2 separate regions of the Homo sapiens genome follow, and region 1 is linked to region 2. A link is a contact called in ENCODE Hi-C data. All regions are on one chromosome and are shown on one strand. The core of a region is the stretch at or near the end of the contact, and the rest is flanking DNA. Distances in the headings are between cores, read along the strand shown. Region 1 holds the start of NKX2-1-AS1 (NKX2-1 antisense RNA 1). Region 2 holds the start of FOXG1-AS1 (FOXG1 antisense RNA 1).

Region 1 (3,881 bases), core at 1-2,500, 7.8 Mb after region 2:
CGACAAACGCACAGCGTCGGCCGGGGCCAGGCCGAGCCAGGCCACCCCTGTTTTCCGCGCCATTGGCCCGCCCGGCCCGCCCCAACCGACGGCGCCCTCCTGACCCAGGCAGCCTAGCGCTGGGGCCCAAGAGGCCCATCCGCGGGGAACTGCCAGCGCCTGCCCCAGGCCGTACCGTCGAGGGGGCTGTACTGGAGCGCTCACAGCCCCAACCCTGGCTGCCCTCCCTCAGTCTCAGTTCCCTCTTTCGAACCAAAAGACGCAGTGGGGGAAAGGCCGCTTCTGCTCCTTTCGTGCCCAGCCCGGGTCAGAGCATTAGGATTAGCTGGCCACAGGCGGCGAACTGGGCTCAGGCCGGGAGCTGGGGTCCTACGGTAGACCCCAGTTTGGAGAGGTTAGGAGAGGGGGTGTTGACTTCCAAAAGCTGGAGCCCCCAGACGCTTTGCCTCTTGGCTTCTCTCCTGTCAGGCCCCAGTGAGGGCACCTGCTCGGACCCTTAGAGTCCCCTCTGGAACTGCGAGTCCTCCCACCTGCCCAGACTCCGCTGGAGAGAGGGCCGGGCCGGGCGCTCGAGTGCCTCCCAACAGGGCAGCCTCCCTCCTGGCCCGGTCTAGCCTCTCCGCGCTCTGCTCGCCCCTGCTCCTTGAGCTCGGGGTCGCTTCCCTTGGCTCCCCGAGGTCTTCTGCGCCGAGCAGAGCTGCCAGTCCACCGCGCCTAGGAGACGCCGAGTACCCGCATCTGACCGCAGGACCCCAGCGCTACCAAGTGCCTGTTCTTGGACCCCCAGCCGAGCAGGGGGAAGCATCCCCAGCTCCCGCACCCAAGTCCCTGGCGCCGCTGCCGGGCCGCCCTCCCTGATGCCCAGCGCGCAGCCTGCCGGCGCCGCGCCTTCTGGACGGCTCTCGCCGCACCTCCTGAGCTCAGCCCGCGGCCCCGCAGTGGGGCGGCCTCACTTACTGGCGGGGAAGCGCGGGTCTGGGTTGGCGCCGTACCATCCGGGGCCAGAGGCGCTGTTCCTCATGGTGTCCTGGTACGGCGGCAGCTCGCTCATGTTGCCCAGGTTGCCGTTGCAGTAGCCCCCCACGGCGGAGTGCGAGAGCTGGGGCACCCCCGCCGCCGTCATGTGGTAGGCGGCGGTGACGGCGCCGTGGTGCCCCACGGCGTGCTGCTGCATGGCCGCTGTTGGCGGTGCCGCCTGGCCCTGCCTGTACGCCGCCAGCGGAGCCCCGAGGCCGCCGCCCTCCATGCCCACTTTCTTGTAGCTTTCCTCCAGGGGACTCAAGATGTCAGACACTGAGAACGGAGTCGTGTGCTTTGGACTCATCGACATGATTCGGCGGCGGCTGGAGGAGGAAGGAAGAGGAGGAAAAAAAAGGGAGAGGGGGAAGGCGAAGCCTCGCTGCTTTTTTTTTCTCCCTTTGCCAAATATTCTGGTGTTACCTTAACGCCGATCTTGTTGGATGTACACGTAACGGAGTGGACCGAGTCCTCCTTAATTGGCTTGAGTGGAGGCTCGGGGGCTGCCTCGCGTTTGTTTTAGCCCGGCGCCAGGTTTTAGGCAGCCACCAGAGGCGGGGCGTAAGCGCTAAAGCAACAAGACAATAGAAGCCTACATCTTGCCCGAGATAATTAGCTTACATGCTGATGACAAGGTAAACACCTTTAAGTTTCACTTGTCAGGATTTTTAGGTCTCAAAGAGAGAGAGAGAGAGGCAGAGACGAGACCCAAAGCATTTCCCCCCTCCCTTGGACACCCCCACCCCCATTTTTTGTGGGGTACCAGCGGAGCGCGGGGAGGAGGTGGAGGGGAGGGGAAGGAGGAGGGAACCGAGAGCGGGGAGGGCAGGAGGTGGGGTGGGGGAGTAACAGAGGAGGAGAGATGGTTGAGAGGAAGGAAGGTGAATGCTGCTTTGCAACCAACTTGCGGAGTTACAAAGTGGAACCACTTTCCAATTCGGTCGGGGTTCCCCGGGCACGGACAGGTCTTTAGGAGGAGGGGGCTGAGGGACAGGGTGGGGGTTTCACCTGAGCCTGCCGGGGCTGCTCCTCCCTCCCGCCGCGGCCTCCCAGCCCCGCGCCTTCCCACTGCCTCCGGACCACATCGGGCTTCGCTGCGCTGAGCCCCAGTCGCCAACAAATGAGCGAGCGAGTCTGGGGACGAACCCTGGGGCCGCACTGTTGGTCTACGTGTCTGTCAGTCTGTCTGCCTCTCTTCTGCCGCCGTCAGAGGGACACCTCTGCTCCCCGCCCCCTTTCCCCCTACCGGAGAGAATCCGAGCGGGCGGAGGGGGCGCTGAGTAGGGGATCGACTGCCTCCCGGAGGCTGTCCCGGATCCCCGAGCCACAACCCGCCCCCGCAGCTCAGGGGTTTTTCAGTGGGCCACCCCCGCTAACACGCCTCCCCCAAGGTCTTCCCCCCCCCCCCCCACCCCCGGCCGAGCAAACACAGCACTGGCCCCCAGAGCTGGGAGGATGGGAAGGGGTCTCACGGGAGGGTCCGTCACTGAAGTTGCCCCACCTCGAACAAACCTGGTGTCCCTGACCCTCGCCCATCTCCCAGACACGCGGGGATCTGGGGCTGGAGCTGACTTTCCGAGGACATCACAGCCCCAGCACCCGAGCCCAGAGCCACGCTGTTTTCCCCTCTGATGCTTCAGGGAGCGCGCGAGCAGGGAGCGGCGTGAGTGCCCGTCTGTCTGTTGCCGGGCGGAACTGAGCCTGAACCCCGGCGGCTGGAGCGCTGGCCAGGAGGGGGCGAATGCCGAGGTGCGGGCAGCTCAGCGGGCGGGAGGCTGGGCCGAGGCTCGCCTCCGCCCGCAGCTCAGCCATGCAAAAGTGCTCTTGCTTCCCGGGAATAACCAAATATCTTTGTTTAAAGTGGTGGCGTAAATGGCCAGTCGCTTTGTGGCCACGCTGGATATTAGTAGATGAGGATCATTCTGCTTCAATTGGGCGCCTCTCATCCGACGAGCAAGAAACTGCTTAGGAGGAAGAGGGTTTCCTGTCTGCGCGTTCCCAGGCTTCAAGTGTGGGCCCCGCGCCTTGAGGGTCCTTGGGCGCCTGGCGAGGGGGAGCTGTGGGCTGCGCTCCCCAGCGGAATCGGGGGTGTCCCCCGCGTTGCTCCGGCCAGGCCGGGGCCTGCAGCCGAGTCGACTACCGAGTGGAGCACTGAACGGCGCGGATTTTGAGACCGACTCCGGTTTTTGTCCTTGGATTTTAAACGTTTTTATCATTGTTTTTGTTTTGCTTTCTCCTTAGCTGTTTTAGTCTCCTCTGCGCGCCAGGGGCTGGGAGGGCGGAGCGCTCCCCGGCCGGCCCCGGCAGGTGCCTCCAAGACACCCGCGCTGGTCAAGGAGCTTCTTGAATTTAGTTTTTGTTTTCACATTTTCTTTCCCCTCCTTGTAGAGAAGGAGCTCCTGATCATGACGAACAGGCAGTTTTGAGCTACTTAATTCATCCGGGCTCCCTTTTTTTATTAATAGCAATTACAGTAGAGAAAGTTTTATTTATTTTTAAAGATTTCAGCCCTCTCCTTGAAGAGAGCTCTTACTCCCTCAATACAAAGCCAACTTCTATAATAACATTCGCTTTTCTCACCGCCTACCTTCTTTACCAGGGTAAAGAAAGCTCAGGACACCCTCCGCCCTCCCACCTGCGCCCGCGTTTTTGTGCGGTCCCCACGGCAGAGCTGGGGAGGCCACCCTACGTTTGCGCAGGGAGACGCGCTCGCCGCTGGTGTTGCGAAAGACCAGAGCGAAGCCCGGCTCCTTGCCCTTCCTTCCCAGGGGCTTCTCTGGGGGGCGCTCTCAGGCCCCGACGAACTGAGCATTGATCACTGTGGTGGCTAAGCAAGGAGGGGAGGCGACGCCGGGCTTAAGCGA
Region 2 (3,981 bases), core at 794-3,293:
CGGGGTGCTGAGTAAACAGTGCATGTTTTGTTGAACAAGCTATATATATATACATATATACACACACACACATATATATGTGTGTGAGTATATATATATATCACCATCTCGACATAAAGTGCAATTGAAATTATTAAAAGGAATTAAAACTCACTTCTTGCCAGATTACAAATAACTTTTGTCATTAGGAAGAATAGATTTTTAAATATTACATTAAACTATATACTATTTATGCCCATAAGAATATCCTATTTTGAGAGACTTGCATTCATGCAATCCTTAAACTATATAACATAGCCTTAATTTGAATGAAAAACATTTTCCCAGTCAATATGAGCTCCTAGCATATAAAATCAGATTATTACAGTGCTCATTAGCAAACCCCAGTTTTTGCTATTTGAAAGTAAACAGAAGAAAAACTTATTTCCACCTGCTAAAATTTTATACAGGATTACAAAACAATGCACGCTCAGATTTGACCTAAGAAACACCTTAAAACATTAAAAATTCATCAGTCAGAGCTGGTGTTGTATTGAAGGAAAGCTCCTCCAGTTTGCTGCTGAGCTCGGATTTGAATAAAATGTCCAATGTTAACAAACAATACCCACGTTTGGCACTTTGTGTATTAAATTGATCAAACAGATTTTAGGAGGCACAATGCACAATTTGTACAGACCTGATTGAGTTAATATAATATCAGCAAATTTTACATCGAAATGATTCTGTTTCTTTTCTTTGTGTTTAAAACCAGCACAGATTACAAATTTTAATGATCTGAAAATGTTTGGTATACAAAATCATGCTTATTTCAGTATTAGCAAAAACACAAGAAATTTTTCAACACAAACACCCAGCTGTGTCTATTTTAAAAGCAGTTCAATGACAGCTTGCACTTATGAGCATGCAATCAGCTAATTTCGTTTTTTTTTTCTTCTGTGTTAATCAACACTTTCCTTCCTGCATATCAGAGTACAAATAGTATAGTTACTCCACATCAGTAAATGTTTACGTAACCTGTCCTTTCCCAAGAATCCGGTTACACCGAATCATTTCACGCTAGACCGACTACGAAAACGTACCGGGCCGTCCACCTCAGAGGGAGCCCTGTGTGCCATTATAAGTGGTGGTGAGAAGGGGGGCTGTAAGAGGAGAAATTGGGAGGAGTAGGTGGAGGAATGGAGAGACAGAGGAATGGAGGGTGGGGGGAAGGGGCGGGGGGAGCTAAGGGAGAAGGAGGGAGGAGGGAGGAAGGAGAGTTGAGGAAAAGTAGGAAGAACGGGCCTGAAGAGGGGAGAAGAGTGGGAGGAGGAAAAGTGAGTAGGAAGGGGAAGGCCCACAAATCTCTCCAGCCGGTAGGCAAAGCCCATTAGCTCACCCGGCCCTGCGAGAAATCCAGAGCTTGGAAATAAATGTTTGGGACCATGTCACTATCAACACTGATTGTTGGAACCCTTGAATTTTTCCACATGTAAATACAGTTTGTTTTAAAGTGAGAAGATATGTAGACATAGGTAAAGATACATACATACAGTGGAAGGACATTTGAGGTTAGTCCAATATTCAAAGCTCCTTTGTGGCATTCCTAATAGATGCATATTTAAAATTCACTAGCTATTTGTAATTATCTATTATTCTCTCCAGTTTCCTCCCCCCCCCCCAACCTTTTCTCTCTTTCTCTTTCTTAAGACTGGGGGTGGGGAGGATGGAATAACCCCCTATTATCCTGAGTATTCATCAACCGCATTCTTTATGTTACAATTTAACTTTAGGATCAAGCATAAGCACCAATTTTCCTTCCTTCGTTTTCTTAAATACCAAATCTGCCAGATATCTTAATGAAAGTTTATCCAAGTGAAGAAATGCTTACATTTTATAATTATTTACCTTCTAGAGGAAGGAAAAGGTGCCTTTCATTTATGCTTCTCCACCTCCCTCTTCTCTGGGGCTACATCCTCCGTAAAATGTGGTATGTTTCGTGCCCATGTGGGATGAAACAGCCTTTGATCAATGTGCTCCCCACTAAATTCCAATCCCTGGGAAATGCTGGGCCTTAGCCCTGCCCCTGGCCACGGGATCCTTTTAAAGCCCCCGATTCGCAATTTCCCCATTCACTTCAACCTCCAACCGAACCTTCCCAGTTCCAAAGCCCAAGAAGCTGGGACTGTGAGATCCACGTTCCCAAGGCTCCCCGGTGCTTTCCAGCAGCACTCAGGGTTGGCAAGAGCTGGCTTCAGTATACTGTTATTTCAGGAATGAGGCCCGCACAAAATAAAAGCATTTGAGAAACGGAAAGGAAAAAAAAGGAGTGAAAATAGGAAGGCTTAAAAAAAAAACCGGAAAGAAATAGACGCCCACCCTTATTTTCCCTCCAATGTCAACAAGCAAAACGAAAATATTTCCAGGGTGATCGCTCGCAGCTACCCGCTTCCAATTCGGATTAGAAGCTGAGGCTGGAGCGGCGAGGAGAAAACGACATCGAGTCACCCCGCGCGTGAGCGACGCTCTGGAGCAGGAGAGAAGGAAAAGGAAGAGACACACGTATATAGCATGTGTTACCTGATTTATTTCGAGATTGTTTGGTACTGTTTTCTCTCTGGGCACCTCTCATTTCGGAAGGCCATCAGAGGCGCCCACTACTGAGCGGCCCCGGCCGCCGCAGCAGCACCCGGAGCCCCAGTCCCGGTTTCCCCGCGGTGCCGGAGCCCGGAGCTCGCCGCCGCCCAGGCCTCAGGAATCGAGTAAGTAACCCCTGTTTGGCCCCGCGCTCCTCTGCCCACTTCCTCCTCCTCATCTCATCGCTCCCAAAGCTCTCCCACACCCTCCTCCCCCGAAGTAAAGGACACCCCCGCACACACGCCAGCGGTGGGCCTTATCTCCCCCCTTATCCAAAGCTGCGCTAGACTATTACCTACAAAGGGCACAATTTTCCTGCTGGCTCAGAAATGCCAGACACTGGCCTGCAAGGCCGACTCGGAAAAGTAGTGCCTCGCCTCTACCTCCTCCATTTCCTGCCCTCTCGCATCCTCTCCCTGCACTCCCACTCTTCCCACTACCACCACCACCCCCGCTTTCAAAAATAAAATTGGATACAAACTTTAATCACTAAGGACAAATATTGACGCTTAAACGAAAATGACCCAGTACAATGAGGAGGAAGCCGGAAATGTGAGCTATTGGCCCTAGGAGGGGAATTTCGGTGGAGCGGAGCCGGCGGGGTGGAGGGGGTGGCGGGGGCGCAGGGAAGGGCTGCGGCACCGCGTGCTCCCGCCGGCGTATCCCTACGCGGCTCCGCGCGGCCTCGGGGTCCGAGGCCCGCGGAGAGGGGGAGGCGAGCGCCCGAGGGGGCGGCAGCCGGCGGGCGGGGCGGGGGTGGGTGGGCCCGGCCCCTCCGATTGGTCGACGGCGAGAGAGACGCTCCCGCACGCCGCCAGCTCTGATTGGCCCAGCGGTAGGAAAGGTTAAACCAAAAATTTTTTTACAGCCCTAGTGTGCGCCTGTAGCTCGGAAAATTAATTGTGGCTATAGCCGCCTCGATCGCTGTCTCCCCAGCCTCGCCGCGGCCGCTCCGGGACGCGCCCGCCCGCCGCCCGGCTCTCCCCCCCTTTGGGCTGCTGCTGCTGCTGCTGTGACTGCTGCTGCGAGAGGAGGAGGAGGAGGAGGAAGCAGCGGGGGGGGGAGCGGGGGGTGGGGGGGGAGACCAAGAAGTACAGTTGGGAGCGAGGGAGCTTCACCCCCGGGGCGGTGGTTGTTTCTTTTTTCTTTCTTTCTTTTTTCTTTTCCTTTTTTTTTTTTTTTCTAATTCCTGAGGGGTGGTTGCTGCTTTTGCTACATGACTTGCCAGCGCCCGAGCCTGCGGTCCAACTGCGCTGCTGCCGGAGCGCTCAGTGCCGCCGCTGCCGCCCGCGCCCCCCGCGCCCCGTTCGGCACCCACCGGTCGCCGCCGCCCGCCGCGCCGCTGTCCCGCTCCCGCGCCGCCGCCGC

The links. Hi-C counts contacts between places; a loop is a spot of excess contacts on that map. Pooled maps may share reads with other maps.
Region 1: a loop to region 2 is called in a pooled map, with 24 times the contacts of the local background. The contact joins the promoter of NKX2-1-AS1 here to the promoter of FOXG1-AS1 in region 2. A Hi-C loop is called at or near these places in 5 of 50 pooled maps.

The regions. Positions count from the first base shown.
Region 1 is chr14:36,518,028-36,521,908 of GRCh38, forward strand. NKX2-1-AS1 (NKX2-1 antisense RNA 1) reads left to right here and starts at 1,251. Exons shown (of 2, transcript NR_103710.1): 1 at 1,251-1,652; 2 at 3,617-3,881. It overlaps NKX2-1 (NK2 homeobox 1), which reads right to left and starts at 2,205. Exons shown (of 3, transcript NM_001079668.3): 1 at 2,026-2,205; 2 at 958-1,343. The coding sequence starts at 2,102. SFTA3 (surfactant associated 3) reads right to left here and starts at 1,529. Exons shown (of 5, transcript NR_161365.1): 1 at 1,441-1,529. RefSeq lists enhancers at 1-462, 1,621-2,620, 2,621-3,620, 3,621-3,881.
Region 2 is chr14:28,763,276-28,767,256 of GRCh38, forward strand. It overlaps FOXG1-AS1 (FOXG1 antisense RNA 1), which reads right to left and starts at 2,044. Exons shown (of 7, transcript NR_125758.1): 1 at 1,885-2,044. It overlaps FOXG1 (forkhead box G1), which reads left to right and starts at 3,512. Exons shown (of 1, transcript NM_005249.5): 1 at 3,512-3,981. RefSeq lists an enhancer at 2,643-3,167.